Linked DNA regions of Homo sapiens: region 1 is linked to region 2. Evidence: read pairs that join two places in POLR2A ChIA-PET (ENCODE). Cell type or tissue: OCI-LY7. All regions are shown on one strand.

Evidence for each region. ChIA-PET counts read pairs that join two places held together with the same protein. Peaks named below come from ENCODE experiments on the same cell type or tissue, not always from the same donor. Only the 100,000 strongest peaks of a DNase experiment are listed, where the experiment ranks them.
Region 1: POLR2A ChIA-PET joins it to region 2 with 15 read pairs; 2 of 35 experiments call an interaction of 5 or more read pairs at or near these places.

What each region holds. Positions count from the first base shown.
Region 1 is chr10:6,029,383-6,037,382 of GRCh38, forward strand. The region is part of intron 1 of IL2RA (interleukin 2 receptor subunit alpha); the gene reads right to left. It overlaps IL2RA-AS1 (IL2RA antisense RNA 1), which reads left to right and starts at 6,028. Exons shown (of 2, transcript XR_001747349.2): 1 at 6,028-6,680; 2 at 6,803-7,040. In OCI-LY7, no CTCF peak of the experiment used is centred here; a DNase peak (open chromatin) is centred at 7,809; H3K4me3 peaks cover 521 bases; H3K27ac peaks cover 965 bases.
Region 2 is chr10:6,387,691-6,395,690 of GRCh38, forward strand. It overlaps a transcript of PRKCQ not described here. Among named protein-coding and RNA genes, the nearest start is that of LINC02656, 41 kb to the left of the region's middle. In OCI-LY7, no CTCF peak of the experiment used is centred here; no DNase peak of the experiment used is centred here.

The sequences.
Region 1 (8,000 bases), 360 kb before region 2:
TCGAACTCCTGACCTCAGGTGATCCACCTGCCTCGGCCTCCCAAAGTGCTAGGATTACAGGAGTGAGACACTGTGTTCAGTGGTTTATTTTTATAAATAAAGTTTTATTGGAAGAAAGACACACCCATTTATTTACATTTTGTCTATGGCTGCTTTTCTGCTATAATGGCAGAGTTGAGTAGTTGCAGTGGAGTAACATCGCCAGGTAGCCTAAAATATTTACTCTCTGGCCCTTTCAGAAAAAAAATTGCCAACTGCTAATTTAAAGAAAAAATGGTTATAATGAGTGAAACAACAGGATATCTCAGTAGATAAATGAAAACTTGTAATTTTTTTTTTTGAGATGGAGTCTTGCTCTGTTGCCCAGGCTGGAGTGCAGTGGCACAATCTTGGCTCACTGAAACCTCTGCCTCCCAGATTCAAGTGATTCTTCTGCCTCAGCCTCCCAAATAGCTTGGATTACGGGCACATGCCATCATACATGGCTAATTTTTGTATTTTTAGTAGAGATGGGGTTTCACCATGTTGACCAGGCTGGTCTCGAATTCCTGACCTCAGATGATCCACCTGCCTTGGCCTCCCAAAGTGCTGGGATTACAGGTGTGAGCCACCGTGCCCAGCCAATATTTTTAAACATAAAAAATTAAAACTAAAAGTTACAATATCTGAAATGAGCCTAGCCGGGGCTTGAAGGCAAATCAATAGAAATTATCCAAACTGATGAACACAAGAAATCTGAAAAAGAATGGACCTTTGGCATGCTGTAAGACAATATTAAATAGCCTAACCTACATTTAATTGAATTCCCAATGATAGAGAAGAGAAAGAATGGAGCAGAAAAAATATATGAAGAAATAATGGCCAAAAATTTTTGAAATTTGATGACAGATACTGATTTACAGATCCAGATGTTCACGGCACCAAGCAAGATACGTATAAAGAAAAGCCCATCTATATACATCGTAGCTAAACTGCTGAAAACCAAAGATAATGAGAAAATCTTAAAAGTGGCCAGAGGGAAAGGACACGTACCTACAGCGGAACGATGATGAATAACAACTGACTTCTCAACAGAAACAATAGAAGCAGAAAATAATGGCACAACATATTCAAAGTTTTAAAAGAAAAAAACCCGTCAACCTTGAAATCTACCTAGAGACAATATCCTCTAAAAATGAGGGTGAATTTAGTATATTTTCAGATAAAAGAAAGCTTAGAGAATTTATTATGGCACATCTGCATTACACTAAAGAAAAATTTTCAAGCAAAAGAGAAATTACACTAGCTAGAAACATAAATCGACATGAAGTAATAAAGAACACGTAAATATTTAGATAAGTGAAAAGGCCACTTTTTGTTTTTAACATCTTTGAAAGACAACTGTTTAAAACAAAAATAATAATATGGTATGGTGGGTTCTGTTGAACATGTAAATGTAAAATATACAGCAGTCCTAGTATAAAAGTTAGGGAGAATGGAATTGTACTGTTTTAGGTTTTTATATCATATAGAAAATGGTACAATATTAAGTAAGTAGATAGTGATAAGTTAAGGATTCATGCTGAATAGCCTAGAGAAACCACCAAATAATACCACAAAGAGTGTAGCTAAAAAGAATATTAAATTTGTTTGGTTAGCCAAACTGAAGAGAGAAAAGGAAGAATAGAGTAATAAAAATAGAAAAGGAACAGCTAAGAAACAGATAGCAAGAAGGTAGACTTGAAGCCAACCCTATCAGTAATTACATTAAATATAAATGGACAAAAATCCATACTTTAAGAGATAGAAACTTTCAGACTGGATTAAACAGCAGGGCCCAACTATATGCTGTCTTCAAGAGAACACACTTTAAATACAATAAAAATGATGGGTTGAGAAAACAGGATAGAAAAAGATATAATCTACAAAGATAAGCATAAGGAAGCTGGTATGGTTATATTAATATCAGGAAGTAGATTTCAAGATAAGGAACATTATTCTCAGATAACATGATTGTTTACATAAAATTACTGAGGGATCTGCAAAATGGCTACCAGAATTTAGCAAGTTAGCAATTTCAGTATATATATATACATATATATATATATATATATATATATATATATATATATGTATATATATATATATATGTATATATATGTATATATATATCACTTGTAGTTAGTTCTATATACTGACACAACCAATTAGAAAATTAAAAATTTAAAAACAATTGTATTTACAATTACATCAAAAAACATAAAATGTTTGTAAATAAGCCTACCAAAAACTTGTAATACCACTAAACTGAAAACTCTGAAATATTGCTGAGACATATTTTAAAAGAATTAAGCAAATGGAAAAATATACTATCTTTATAGATTGTAACATTCATTTAAAAAATCTATTCACCTTAAATTGATCAATTAATTCAAGGCAACTACAGTTTAAAAATCCAACACAATTTTTTAGTACAAATTTGGAAGTTATTTCTAAAAGCTCCTTAGAAACACAAAAGACCTAGAATATCTAAGACAATCGTAAAGATGTATACATTTGGAGGATTCATGACATCTGATATTCAGGCTTTCTATAAAACTATGGAAATCAAGGCAGCGTAGTATTAGCATAAGGACAAACAGTAATGAAACAGAGCAGAAAGTCCTGAAATGGACTCAACTCATGTTTGTTCAACTGCTTTTTTTTTAAACAAATAAATGTGCCAAGGAAATTCAATGAGAAAGGAAAAATCTTTTCGACAAATGCTTCTGGAGCAAATGGATAAATGTATGAGAAAAAAACTCACATCTTATGCAAGAATTAATTTTATTATATATATAAAGATAAAGATCTATGTACTAGGTCTATATCTTATAGATGTAACCATAAAAGGCAAAACTAAAAAGATTTCAGAAGAAAATTAAGGCAAATGACTTTGCAAGTTGGAGATAGGCAAAGATTGCTCATAGAGGATGCAAAAGCACTGACTATAAAAGAAAAAAATTGAGAATGTCTACTCATCCAGAGACATTAAGAAAATGAAAAAGTAGGCAGGGTGTGGTGGCTCACGCCTGTAATCCCAGCACTTTGGGAGGCCGGGGCGGGCAGATCACAAGGTCAGGAGATGGAGACCATCCTGGCTAACACGGTGAAACCCTGTCTCTACTAAAAATACAAAAAAATTAGCCGGGTGTGGTGGTGTGCGCCTGTAGTCCCACCTGCTGGGGAGGCTGAGGCAGGAGAATGGCGTGAACTTGGGAGGTGGAGCTTGCAGTGAGCCCAGATCGCGTCACTGCACTCCAGCCTGGGTGACAGAGCGAGACTCCATCTCAAAAAAAAAAAAAAGAAAAAAATGAAAAAGTAAATGATAGACTGAGAGAAAATATTTGCAATATATATATTTGTCACAAATACTTGTGTCCAGAATATATAAAGAAAAACAAAGCAAGAGTAAAAGGCAAACAGCCCAATAAATGGGCAAAGACTTGAACAATCACTTCCCCAAAGAAGATACACGACTATCAATAAACACTTGAAAGTGTATTTAACATCAGATATCAATAAAATGCAAGTTGAAAACAATGATGAGATAGCCCATTGGGGAAATGGAGGAAATGGATAAAAGACTGATACGTCAAATACTGGGGAGGAAGTAGAACTACCAGAACTCTCTTATGTTACTGGTGGCAGTGTAAGTAATGTAATTACTTTGGAACACTATCTGAAAGTATTTGGCCAGGCATGGTGGCTCACGCCTGTAATCTCAGCACTTTAGGAGGCTGAGACAGGTGGATCATTTTAAGTCAGGAGTTTGAGACCAGCCCGGTCAACATGGCGAAACCCTTTCTCTACTAAGGAGGCAGAGGTTGCAGTGAGCTGAGATCACGCCACTGCCCTCCAGCCTGGGCAACAGAGTGAGACTCTGTCTCAAAAACAAACAAAGAAACAAACAAACAACAACAAAAAAAAAACAAAAAAAGAAAGTATTTTTATTGACGTTAAATATATACCTGCCCTACAATTCAGCAATTCTACTTCTAGGTATTTATCTAAGAGGAATGAAGGGATGTGTCTACAGAAAGACTTTTATAAAATATTTATAGTAACTTCTTTCTTTTATTAAGCCCCTTCCATTCTAGTACATAGTAGCTTTATTAATAATAACCAACTCAATAATTCAAACATCCATCATTGGGAGAACAGACAAGTAGCTTATGATATAGTCATACTATAGAAACCATTCAAAAATAAAAAATAATGAACTATTGATACAGGCAATATTGATAAATCTCAAAAATGTTATGTTGAACAAAATAAGCTAAACACGAAATAGTGCATACACTTTGCTTTCATTTATATGAAGTTCACAAAAAGACAAAAGTTATATCCAGAGATAGAAAGCAGACAGTGGTTTCTTGTGGTAGGTGGGTATTGACCAGAAGGCAGAAGTGATGAAAACGTTTTTGCAGCTGTACACATTTGTCAAAACTCATCAAATTGTATGCCGCAGATCTATGCATTTCTTTATAAGTAATTTTAGCTCAACAAAATGAGCGAGAAGCATATTTAGCTACTCTTTTGTAATTATTCATTAGCACAAATAACCAGGATTGACCTCAGATGTTTTTGGAATCTGAGATGTCAATCACAAGCCAAGAACATTTCTAAACACATCAATTTGAAAAGAAGGAAACAAATTGTCTTGGAAGCTATTTTGTGCCCTTAGAAACTCTTGAATTCCATGAGAGTGCGTTTTTCTAGATGAGGTCATGGGCATTTTCAGAGTCATCATAAATTAGCCCGAGTGTCTGAAGAGGTCATGCGGGGACAAGGGGAAGTTCCAGAACTTCTTATTCTCACAGACTTTCCTTTCATAAAGAATCTTTCCTGGAATTTAGGATCTTGACACCTCCAGGTCTGTAGCTCAGTAACCACTAAAGAGCTTGGCTATAATCCTTTTCCCTGAAAGGCCTTGTCAGGAAGTGCCAAACATCACCTGAAGGCAGCAGGAGGTAGAAGAGTGTGTGGAAAGGTACGCTGGAGGGTTGCTCTTTTTCAATCTAATAGGAATAAATTTGGGATTTTTTTTTTAGCCCTTCTCAGTGTAGTGTTATAAAAGCAGCAACAGAACAACATCCAAAAAAAGAATAAAAAATAATTTGTCTAAAAGTCTTGCACAGTAATAACAGGAGGATTCCACTTATATGACTCCAAAATGTTGAAATCATCTTTCCCTATATTATCATTCTTTTATTTTTTAAGACAGCATACAACTGTCCTCATTCTCTAGTTTTACTCACTAACAATGCCAAAAATTACTTCTCAAAATTCAGCTAACAAGGGCTTTTCTCTGCCTTTACACTTCCTCCTGTCTTTCCAGACCCACTTCCTGCTTCTCCCAATGGGTCTTCTCAACATAAATCATTCTCTCCCGGAATATTTTCCAATTCCTAGCTCTACGCACTCCCCCAGCTCACACCAAGGGACCTGGGAGCTTGGGAGGCAGACAGAATTTTCCTTAGAAGAGGGGAAGGGGAATATTTTTCTCCCTGTAATTTTAAAGTATTGGCACGATTCTGGATGTAGACATCACCTTCTTTTCTGAGATTATTTGAAGTGTCTGGTGCCTATGGACTGTGGGAAAATTTGAGATGATCAATTCGGGAGTTGGAGGTGGGGGTGTAGGGTGGTAAACACTCAAGGCTTAGAAATTGGGGCTCCCCACCCTGCACTAGGGTCTCACACAAAGGGGTTGGCACAGGGCTGAGAAGCAGTGGGGCTCCTGTCCACCCTGCCCAGCACCTACTCCCACCAGGCAACTGAGTGGTATTTAGTCTGCAAGACTAGCCCAGAAACTTGAATGGGACCCTGAGAGAGCCAGGGGTTCCTTGGGCCCCCGCTAGGGGACTTTCTGTTTGCCCTGGGTCTCCCTGTGTGGGCAGGGATGGAGAGTGAGGGCCTGCCTTCATGGCAGTAGGCTCTGAGTGGGTGACTGGCGCCAGGCCAAGTTCTAGGTGGGCTTCCCAAAGCCACATTCAGGCAGGACGGAGCTGCTCTTGCACACGGTTTCGTGGGCTGGATTTTCTCTGTTGCACACATGCTTAGTATCTGTCTCTCCCTTTGTTCCTGAGTGGTGGGCCGCACATGAGGCTCTGAGCAGGCTATATCTCTATTCTGGCAATAAAAGTACTCTGGACACTGTTAAGGTGAGAAAAGAAAAGAAATCGGGGCTCCCAGGAGGAGAATCCTGAACCACGGGCTCTGCGGTGATGTGGCCTTCCTCTTTAGTTTTTGTGCCTTTTATGTGGGCAGAGGGAAAAAGAGACAGCCAGCAGTGATCATTAATCCTGAAAATGCCGAGGGCTTTGGCCTGGGACCCACACCAAGACAGAGTCAAACCGAGTTCTTCTAGTGTTGAGCGTGTTTCACATCTTCCGTTGGAGTTTGCTGTGGATGCTCATTAGACAGACATGGGCAGAATCCCACTTGTTCCTCGTCCTTTTCCACCTCACCTCCATCATTGTGGCTGAAATACACGATCATGGGTGTATCTTTCCTTGTGGATTTGTTGCCTCTAGGAGTTCTGTATGCAGCTGAAGGGTAACATCCCTTGGGAGCTTTTGCCTTGTCTGGCTGACGCCTTGGCAATCGCAAGTGACAGTGACGGAGAGCCACCTCCTCTGGAATGCATCATGGAACAGGTCTGGGAGAACAGAGGGTGCAGGTGAAGGGCCCTCGACAATGCTTCTCTTTGCATTGTGGGGTTTCCCCTTCAATGGATTGCTAAAGATTCAACTTCTCTGTCTCTTTGTGTGCCCGCTAGAAAGGGAAAAGCCAGGCATTTGTAGTCCTCCTGCCACAGATGACCAGAATGACCTCACCCAGGACAAACGGCGACAGATTTAGGAATTCAAGCCAGCTTTTCTGACTCCCAGGCACCTGCTCTCTCCTTTCGAGTGTTCGACTCCACTCTCAGTCACTCGTCACTCTTCCCAGAAGGACAAATGTGCAGCTTCTATGTCTTGGATTTCAAATAAAAGACGAGGAACTTGGTGAAATGAGGTGGTCTTTGCCTTCCGCGTCACTCTCTGCTCCTCCTGGCAAGAGGCCCCATTTTTCTTGCCACTGAGGTTAAGTGAAAACAAAACAAAACAAACAAACAAAAAAGAGGCCCCATTCACAGTAAAGATAAACAGCAGCCTGGGCAGGCCAGCGGCTCTTCCCTGACGTGGAATTATGAGCCCTCTTTCTTCGATTTTGCCACATACCCGCAGCTGCACTCCCATAATCTGAAAGCTGTCCCTTTAATTTTTACCACTTCATTATTAGAATTGGAGTAGAATGAAAATTAATTTTTCCCTGAGCTATTTTTGTGTCCCTTGAGTTAACCAGAAATACCAACCCTGGAAAGAGATGTGGGGGACAGTCATTTTAGAGAGCGGACACCACTGCTGAAGAAGAAGGATATCCCGGTTGGCTGCTCTAGAGCCGGCAGGACGGATGCTGAGGTTGTTCGCAGCAGCGTGTGTGCAGAGCCCCCGGGATCTTGCAGACTGGGATTTGTCAGGGCAGGTGTGGACATTGAGGCTATTTCTAACAAGCTCCTACATGATGCTGGGGCTGCAGAGCCCCAGGCCGCACTTGGAGTATGAGAGTTTCCAGGGAGTGAAGCCCCGGCTGCTCTCTCTGCCCCCTCTCCATCTGCCCCCTGGGTGAGGACAGGACTCCCATCCCTCCAGTGCACAGTGAGTGCTGCTCAATCTGCATCCACAGCGGTTTGTGCCCAGATGCTTCCTCACTCAGCGTCTAACAGGGTGCAGTGGAAACGTCATTGACTGGAGGAAAGGTGTGTGGGTGAGAAACGTTTGTCGGTTGAGTAACTTTTTGTCGTTATTTTTTTTCTCTGATGTTCAAAGTAAGAGAAAACTCATCTGGCCCCTGGAGCCCATGTGAGCAACATGAAAGATAAAGGGAAAAGGGGGCTGATAAAGATGTGGACCGAGTCTGAGATAAGATTCTTT
Region 2 (8,000 bases):
TGCAGTGAGCTGAGATCACGCCACTGCACTCCAGCCTGGGTGATAGAGCCAGACTCCATCTCAAAAAAAAGAAAAAAAAAAAAAAAAAAGAAAAACAACTCAGGTCTTTTATCTTTGAAAGAAATGAAAAAGCAATTTAGATTGGACAAAAGAATCACATCTGAAATGCGTGAAAGAATCACATCTGGACTAGGTGTGGAAGTCTCTTCTAAGTTTAAATTTTTATCAAAGGTATACATGTCCACATGTAAAGAGTCGCCTAGCTTTACAAGGGTCAGGATAGAAAACAGTGTTTCCTCCCCCTCCCCACTTCTCCTACCCTCCTCGAAGGGTAACCACCTTTACTGTTCTTACTTTTATTGCTACCTCTCCATTTTATGTTTAGTCTTTGACACCCTTCTTTGACTTCCCTCCATGGAAATGAAGGCTTCCCTTTTCCCCCACTACCTTCTCACCATGCACTCACAACTTTCCCATCTCTTATTCCCCCGAGTTTCGGTCAGATTAATTTTTAACATTTACTTTGGGAGGACTATAGGAAGGCCATTCAAAGCTGAGTCATGTAGTCTACTGTGTTGGTTATTGATTTCTGTGTAACAAATTACCCCATAATTTAGCCACTTAAGGCAATAAGCATTTATTATCTCAAGGTTCTGGCCAGGAGACTAGGTGTGGCTTAGCCGGGGTCTCTGGCCCAGGGTCTGTTGCAAGGCTGCTGTGAAGGCTGCTGGCCAGGGCTGCCATGTCCCCAGGATCAGCAGTGGGAGGCTCCCTTTCCAAGCTAACTCATGTAGGGTTTGCAGGTCGTGAGTCCTTGCTGGCTGTTGGCCAGAGATACCACCAACTCCTGACTGCTCAGGTCTTTCCATCAGTAGCCCACAGTGTGGCAGCTGGCTCCCCTCAGAGCTAGAAGAAAAACAAGAAGAGAACAAGATGGAAGCAGGTCTTTTTGCCACCTAATCTCAGAAGTGAGACTCCATCACCTTTACTGTATTCTATTCACTAGACACGACTCATTAGGTCCAACCCACACTTAAGCCTAGAAGGTTTGCATTAGTTATCTATTGAGCATAACAATATTACCAAAAACTTAGCAGCTTAAAACCACACACATTGATTATTTCATGGTTTCTGTGGGTTGTTGAGTTGGGCCATTGCTGAGCTGTGCCTTCTGTTCAGGGTCTCGCAAAGCTGCAGTGAAGGTGTTGGCCACGGCTGTATTCTCATCTGAGGCTTGCCCGGGGAAGAGTCCATGTCCAAGCTCATGCAGGTTGCTGGCAGAATGCAGCTCCCTGTGGTTGTGTGACTGAGCACTTTGGTTTCTTGCTAGCTCCCTGATGGAGGCCTCTCTTGGCTCTGGAGGGTACCCACAGTTGACTGTTATGGGGGGCTCTCCCAAGGTGGCAGCTTGCTTCTTCAAAGTCAGCAGAGGAGAGAGAGCTCCAGCAACCCTTATGTAATGGAATCACATGCGTTCATCATCTTTGTCATATTCCATTGATTAGAAGCATGTCACAGGTTCCACATGTTCTCAAGGGGAGGAGCAATGCAAGAGTGTGAATTTCAGGAGGTGGGGGTTATTGGAGACCATTTTAGAGACTGTCTACCACATACACTGTGATTGCTTTTTCTTTTGAAATGGTTTTAGACACATGAAAAAGTGGCAAAAATAGCACAGAGTCCACATGTGCCCTTCCCTTACTGTTAAATTGTACGTACTTTTCCTTTGTGACACAGCTTTGTGTTTTCTTTGAAGTGAAACCAAGCTTGATATTTCATTTTCTTTGTTTTCTATATACGTGTTGCTAATAAAACTCTCAATTCTTTCATCTAAATCTCTTCTTAAGACATGTAGGGACTTCAGGTGTTCTAGCAATTTCATCTCCCTGAAGAGGTCTCCCCTGGAGCCTTCTGACCTGTTCCGTCTGGGCGAGCTGAACTCCATGCCCTCTGCACAGCTGTCATCTTGGGATTTCTCCTTTTTGCCATCTTGGGGCTCCTCACTGTCTCCTGTTTCTTACTCTTGCTGTTTTCCTCTTTCTTAATTATTCTCTCATTTTGGTGGAGTTTTCTCTCATTTCTTAAGATTGGTGCATGGGCAGTACATTTTTTTCTTTTTGTGTCCTTACATGTTAAAAATGTCTTTATCCTGATACTTCCTTGATGTTTTATCTGGATATACTTGTGTAGGGTGAGAGTGCTTTTCCATCAGGAATTTGAAGACATTGCTCTATTCCCTTTTAGCTTCTAGTGCTGTTATTGAGAGATCTGGTGTCATTCTTATTCCTGACCTTTGAAAATAACATTTTTCCTATCCCATTTGGAAGCCTGTAGGATCTTGTCTATGATCATGGTGTTCTGACATTTTGAGATATTAATTGGCCTGACACTATGTTTTCTTTTATTAAATAATTGGTGATACCTTTTAATCTTTAAATTCATGCCCTTTAATTCTGATGCATTTCTTGGGCTTATTTCACTGATGGTTCTCTCTCATCTATTTTCTCGGTTGTTGCTTTCTGTACTCTTATTACACAGGTATTCAACCCACAGGACAGGTTCTGTAATTTTTCAGTCTTTTCTTTCCTATTATTTCCTCTGTTTATTTTATTTACTCTGTTTTATAGAATATTTCCTCAATTTTATGTTCTAATCCTTCCATTGCTTTTTATGTCTGAAATCATATTTTTAATTTTTAAGAATTTTGTTCTTTGAGTTACGTTTACATAGTACCTGTTCTTGTTTCTTCTTTTGTCTCTCTAAAGCTGTTAGTGATAGCTTCTCTTTAGAAAGTCTTTTTTTTCCCCTTCATGCATAGGCTTGTTTTCTCTAAATTGCCTGCCCCCTTATTTATTTGTATTGGCTTTTATCTTCCTTATTAGAGATTTTCTTCAGTTATCTTGTAATCCGTGATTGTTTCCTAATATTTTAGAGTGGGGAACTGAAACTGCCATTGCAAAATTATGACCAAGACAGTGAAAGAGATCTGACCTGACTGACTCCATCTTGCTTCTAACCTCCAAACTGTCCTCATTCATTCTTGGGCATGGGCTGAACTAACTTTGGGAGGAACTTAGTTTATAGTTTAAAACAAAGATAATAACAGCCTTTTCCCAAAACAAACCTCCTTCTTGTCTAGGATCTAGACTGCCTTTGTAGAACTAAGAAATTAGCCACAGGATTAGAAATTACAGTTTAGGAGTCATGCAGCTGGAGATTACAAGATTCTGACCCCCCCTAAACTGCTCCTAAGATCAGGGCTTGAGATATTTTGCAGACCCTGCACTTGATGGATCAGCTGGCACCACCCAGATCGATAAACTGGCTCATCTGATCCTGTGGCCCCTACCCAGGAACTGACCCAGCGCAAGAGGACAGCTTCAACTCCCTATGATTTCATCTCTGACCTAACCAATCAGCACTCTTGACTCACTAGCCTTCCCTCACCCACCAAATTATCCTTAAAAACTCTGACCCCTGAATGCTCAGGCAGGCTAGTTTGAGTAATAATAAAACTCCAGTCTCCTGCACAGCTGGCTCTGTGTGAACTACTCTTTCTCCATTGCAATTCCCCTGTCTTGGTAAATTAGCTCCATCTAGGCAGTGGGCAAGGTGACCCCCAGTGGGTGGTTACAGGACTATGAGGCAGATAGACCTGTGTGCATGTGAGTGGAGTGTGTTAACTGTGTACTTTAGAGAAGGACTAATTGGCTACACCATTGAGCTTGAGAACTTCCTTGGCTGGGCTGCTCTCTTGTCCTCTCAGCCTGATCATGTCCCACAGAAAACTCAACTGAGAGCTCACCTGGGTTGAAAGCCTGACTCTGCATGCTGGGGAGGGCATCTCAGCATATATACATTTAATCCCTTTCCTTCATCCTTTTAGTGTCCCTCATACCAGAGACCCTCTCTGTTGTACCCTCCTCTGACTATAAACCTACTGTCTTTTGCAAAAGTAGGAAGAACTAGGAGCTTAGTTGCTGAAACGGGGAAGAGGACATGTGGCCCTGTTTCTTAAACAAACTTTCAACAAACTGTCTTTATTTTAGCCCTTCTTTTATTCCCACGTTTATCTAGATGTACAGAATTTCTGAGCTTCTGGGAAAGCCTGCCTCAGTTTGGTCCTAGGATTTCTCTCTACTTCCGGCTTGGTCTTTTTTCTACTCCTTATCTGGTTTCTCTCCTTAAAATGTTGTTACAGTTGTAGATCCTTCCAGCTCCCCTATCTTTGAGGGCTTATGCTAAAAAAAAAGTTATTTTGCTATTGTTTTAGTGCATTTTGTTTTTGAGGAAGAAGTGAAAATAGATGCACATGTTAAATCCACCATCTTTACCTAAAGGTTTTCTAATAGCATTCAATAATCCATCCTTTCCCCCCACGAAATTAAAATATCGCCTTTGGATTCTGTACCTTGTCAATATTATGTTAATTACCTCGTTAACATTATGTTAATTTTATTACAGTGCCTTAAAAGTGTTTTTCATAACTTCTAAAGCAAGTTCCCCTTTTCTCTTTTTTCCAGAAAATTTTGGATTATACTTGGGCATTTATTTCACATAATATAAATGTTAAGATAATATGATTTAATTTTAAGCATAAAGCAAGCAATCAAAACGAAAACAAATCAACAACAAAAACCCCCTAAACCTTATTGAGATATTAGTGAAACGGCTACATTGTCTGAGGTATATACCCTGGGGTTCGTCATCGCGCCAGGAAAATTTAGGACACAGACACACAAAAGGAGTTTAGGAGCTGAGGTTTAATAGGCAGAAGAAAAGAGAAAGAGAAACGACTTAGAGAAAGGAGTCTCCAAGTGGAAAAGACTGGGTGGCAACGGATTTTATAGCCCGGTTTGAGGAGGTGGTGTCTGATTTATGTAGGCCTCACAGATTGGTTAGATTACTTACAACTTTTACATAGCCTACAAGGAAGGCTGGTTGCCCCACCAGTCTTGTTATGCAAATGGGCTTTCCAGTTGATCAGGGCCATCTTGCCTGCTCTTCACTGTACCGGTGGCTGACAAAGAGAAGGAAAGATTGAGCCGCCATCTTGAACATGTCTAGTCCCTAGTTCCTGCCCAGCACTCACCTGAGCGAGCTCCCAGCTTGCTTGTCTATGTTTGCAGCTCGACTTTAAGGCTGCTGTTTGTTAGAAAAGGATTTGGGGATGCTTTTCCTTAAAGAGGAGAACCTTATCGAGGACTCCCATACCCTTACTATCTGCCTTAGTGATTTCTTCTTAACTCCTGTATCACTAGTTGGAAAGACATTAAATTTGTATGTTAATTGTTGGGAGAGTTTTTTTATATGTATATGTGTATCTATATATATGTTATTGTTATTGTCTTTTCATCATAGAATATGCTTCCATTTACTTCAAACCTGTTTTTGGTGCTTTGATTTGATTTTATAGTTTTCTTTATGTGAACCCTTTGCTGTTAAATATATTGGATATGTTTTTCTCAGTAAAGTGTTTGGCTTTTTTTGTGAAGGGCCTGAGAGTGAATATTTTTCACCTTCACTTTTGTGAAGGGCCTGAGAGTAGATATTTTCACATGTGATCTCTTTTAAACGACCCAGCTCTGCCACTATGGTAAAAGCAGCCACAGACAATACCTAAGTGCATGACCGTGGCTGTGTTCCAATAAAACTTTATTTATGAAAACAGGCAGTAGGCTGGACTGGTGTACATGGGCTGTAGTTTGCAGACTCCTGACACAGGAGGTCCTTCACAGAATATCAATCCATTAATCTGAAAATGCAGGAGGAACTGTGTGTTTTTAGTCAACTGTCTCAGAGACATTTCACAGAATCTGGGGTCTGAAAGTTCTTTTGTGGGGGAGTGCCTTATTGTCCCACAGTTTGATCACAGTGTTTTTTTTTTTTTTTTTTTTTTGAGACTGAGTCTCGCTCTGTCACCCAGGCTGGAGTGCAGTGGCTCCATCTCGGCTCACTGCAACCTCCGCCTCCTGGGTTCAAGCGATTCTCCTGCATCAGCCTCCTGTGTAGCTGGGATTACAGACGTCCCCGACAACACCTGGTTAATTTTTTTGTATTTTTTTCAGTAGAGATGGGATTTCACCATCTTGGCCACGCTGGTCTTGAACTCCTGACCTCGTGATCCACCCTCCTTGGCCTCCCAAAGTGCTGGGATTACTGGTGTGAGCCACTGCGCCAGGCCGATCACAGTGTGTTTTTAATTGTATCACACATTGCATCTTACCATGCATACTTGTGTTCAGGTCTGCCCTGCTCTTGGATTGTAAAATCTTAGGTCTATGGTAGGGTCTGAGCTTTACTTATGCTTGTAACTTTCTTAGCACACTGTCATGGGGTAGATAATCAATGCATGTTAAATTAATACATGAAGAGGCAGGAGGAAATGATTTCTTAGAATACATGTGAAAAGGAAGCTGCTACTGCCATTTATGTATGATGTTAAATTCTGATTAGTTTATATGTGAAGGTGTCATGTCGTTCATTCCTTATCTTTGGTGATAAGCAGGGTGTAGCACTGGCCTTGTGATTACGACTTTGACACACTCTGGGTCCTCCCCCATCTGCCTTTGTTGTCGTAAGTGTAGTGGCCTGATCTCCAGAGACAGGACACCTGGCGCCTCTGCAGTCTGCTTGTGCATTCACAGGGCACACAGCACTCCACCGATGGTCAGGTTCTTGAACTAGGTCAGTCATTTTTCCCATTTGCCACTTGTCTCCTGGAGTAGAAGGGGGAAGAATTAGAACACAAACATCTAAAAATGCAAGAGAGACCAAAAAGCAAAACATAAACACAAACAAAAAACAGCTTTCTGACTGTCAGCTTCACTGAGCAGCACCATTCCTTTTTCTGACCTTCAGCGGCATTTCGGAATGGGTAGTGTTACGTGCCAGGGGCACCGGCTTTCTCAGATACGTGTTGTAAATACATACGCCAAATCGTCAGACGTGCAGTCCACGGTGGGTCAGCTGTTGAACTGATGAATTCAGCCCAGCAACTGACTGAGAAAAGGGCAAGTTACAGTTGAAAACCCAGGAGGAGAAAGAAAATCCATGCTGCTCGCAAGAAGCAGGGCCATTTTATAATCTATTTTCTCAAAAACAAATAGTGATTGTGTCAAATAAGAATGGTTGAGAGGAATAGCTTGATACTGTTCTTCCACACATACATCATTCACTCCTTCTCTTCATGACTCTTCCCTGAAGGTCTTCCTTGTGCCGGAACGGTGCGACCTTTGCTGTTACTGTAACCATCCAGTGGGTTCACCTTGCCCGCCGCCTAGAGGGAGCCGATTTATCAAGACGGGGGAATTGCAATAGAGAACAAATAATTTACACAGAGCCAGCTGTGCAGGAAGCTGGAGTCTTTTTTTTTTTTTTTTTTTTTTTTGAGACGGAGTCTCGCTCTGTCTCCCAGGCTGGAGTGCAGTGGCTGTGATCTCGGCTCACTGCAAGCTCCGCCTCCCGGGTTCACGCCATTCTCCCGCTTCAGCCTCCCGAGTAGCTGGGACTACAGGTGCCTGCCACCGTGCCCGGCTAATTTTTTGTACTTTTAGTAGAGACGGGGTTTTCACCGTGTTAGCCAGGATGGTCTCGATCTCCTGACCTCGTGATCCGCTCACCTCGGTCTCCCAAAGGGCTGGGATTACAGGCGTGAACCAGCGCGCCCGGCCGGCTGGAGTTTTATTATTACTCAAGCCAGTCTCCCTGAGCATTCAGGGATCAGAGTTTTTAAGAATAATTTGGTAAATGGGGAGAAGGCTCCTGAGGAGGTACCAGCTGATCCATCAAGTGCAGGATCTGCAAAATATCTCAAGCCCTGATCTTAGGAGCAGCTTAGGGAGGGTCAGAATCCCGTAGCCTCCAATTGCGTGACTCCTAAACCATAATTTCTAATCTTGTGGCTAATTTCTTAGCTCTACAAAGGCAGTCTAGTCCCCAGGTAAGAAGGAGGTTTGTTTTGGGAAAGGGGTATTATCGTCTTTGTTTTAAACTATAAA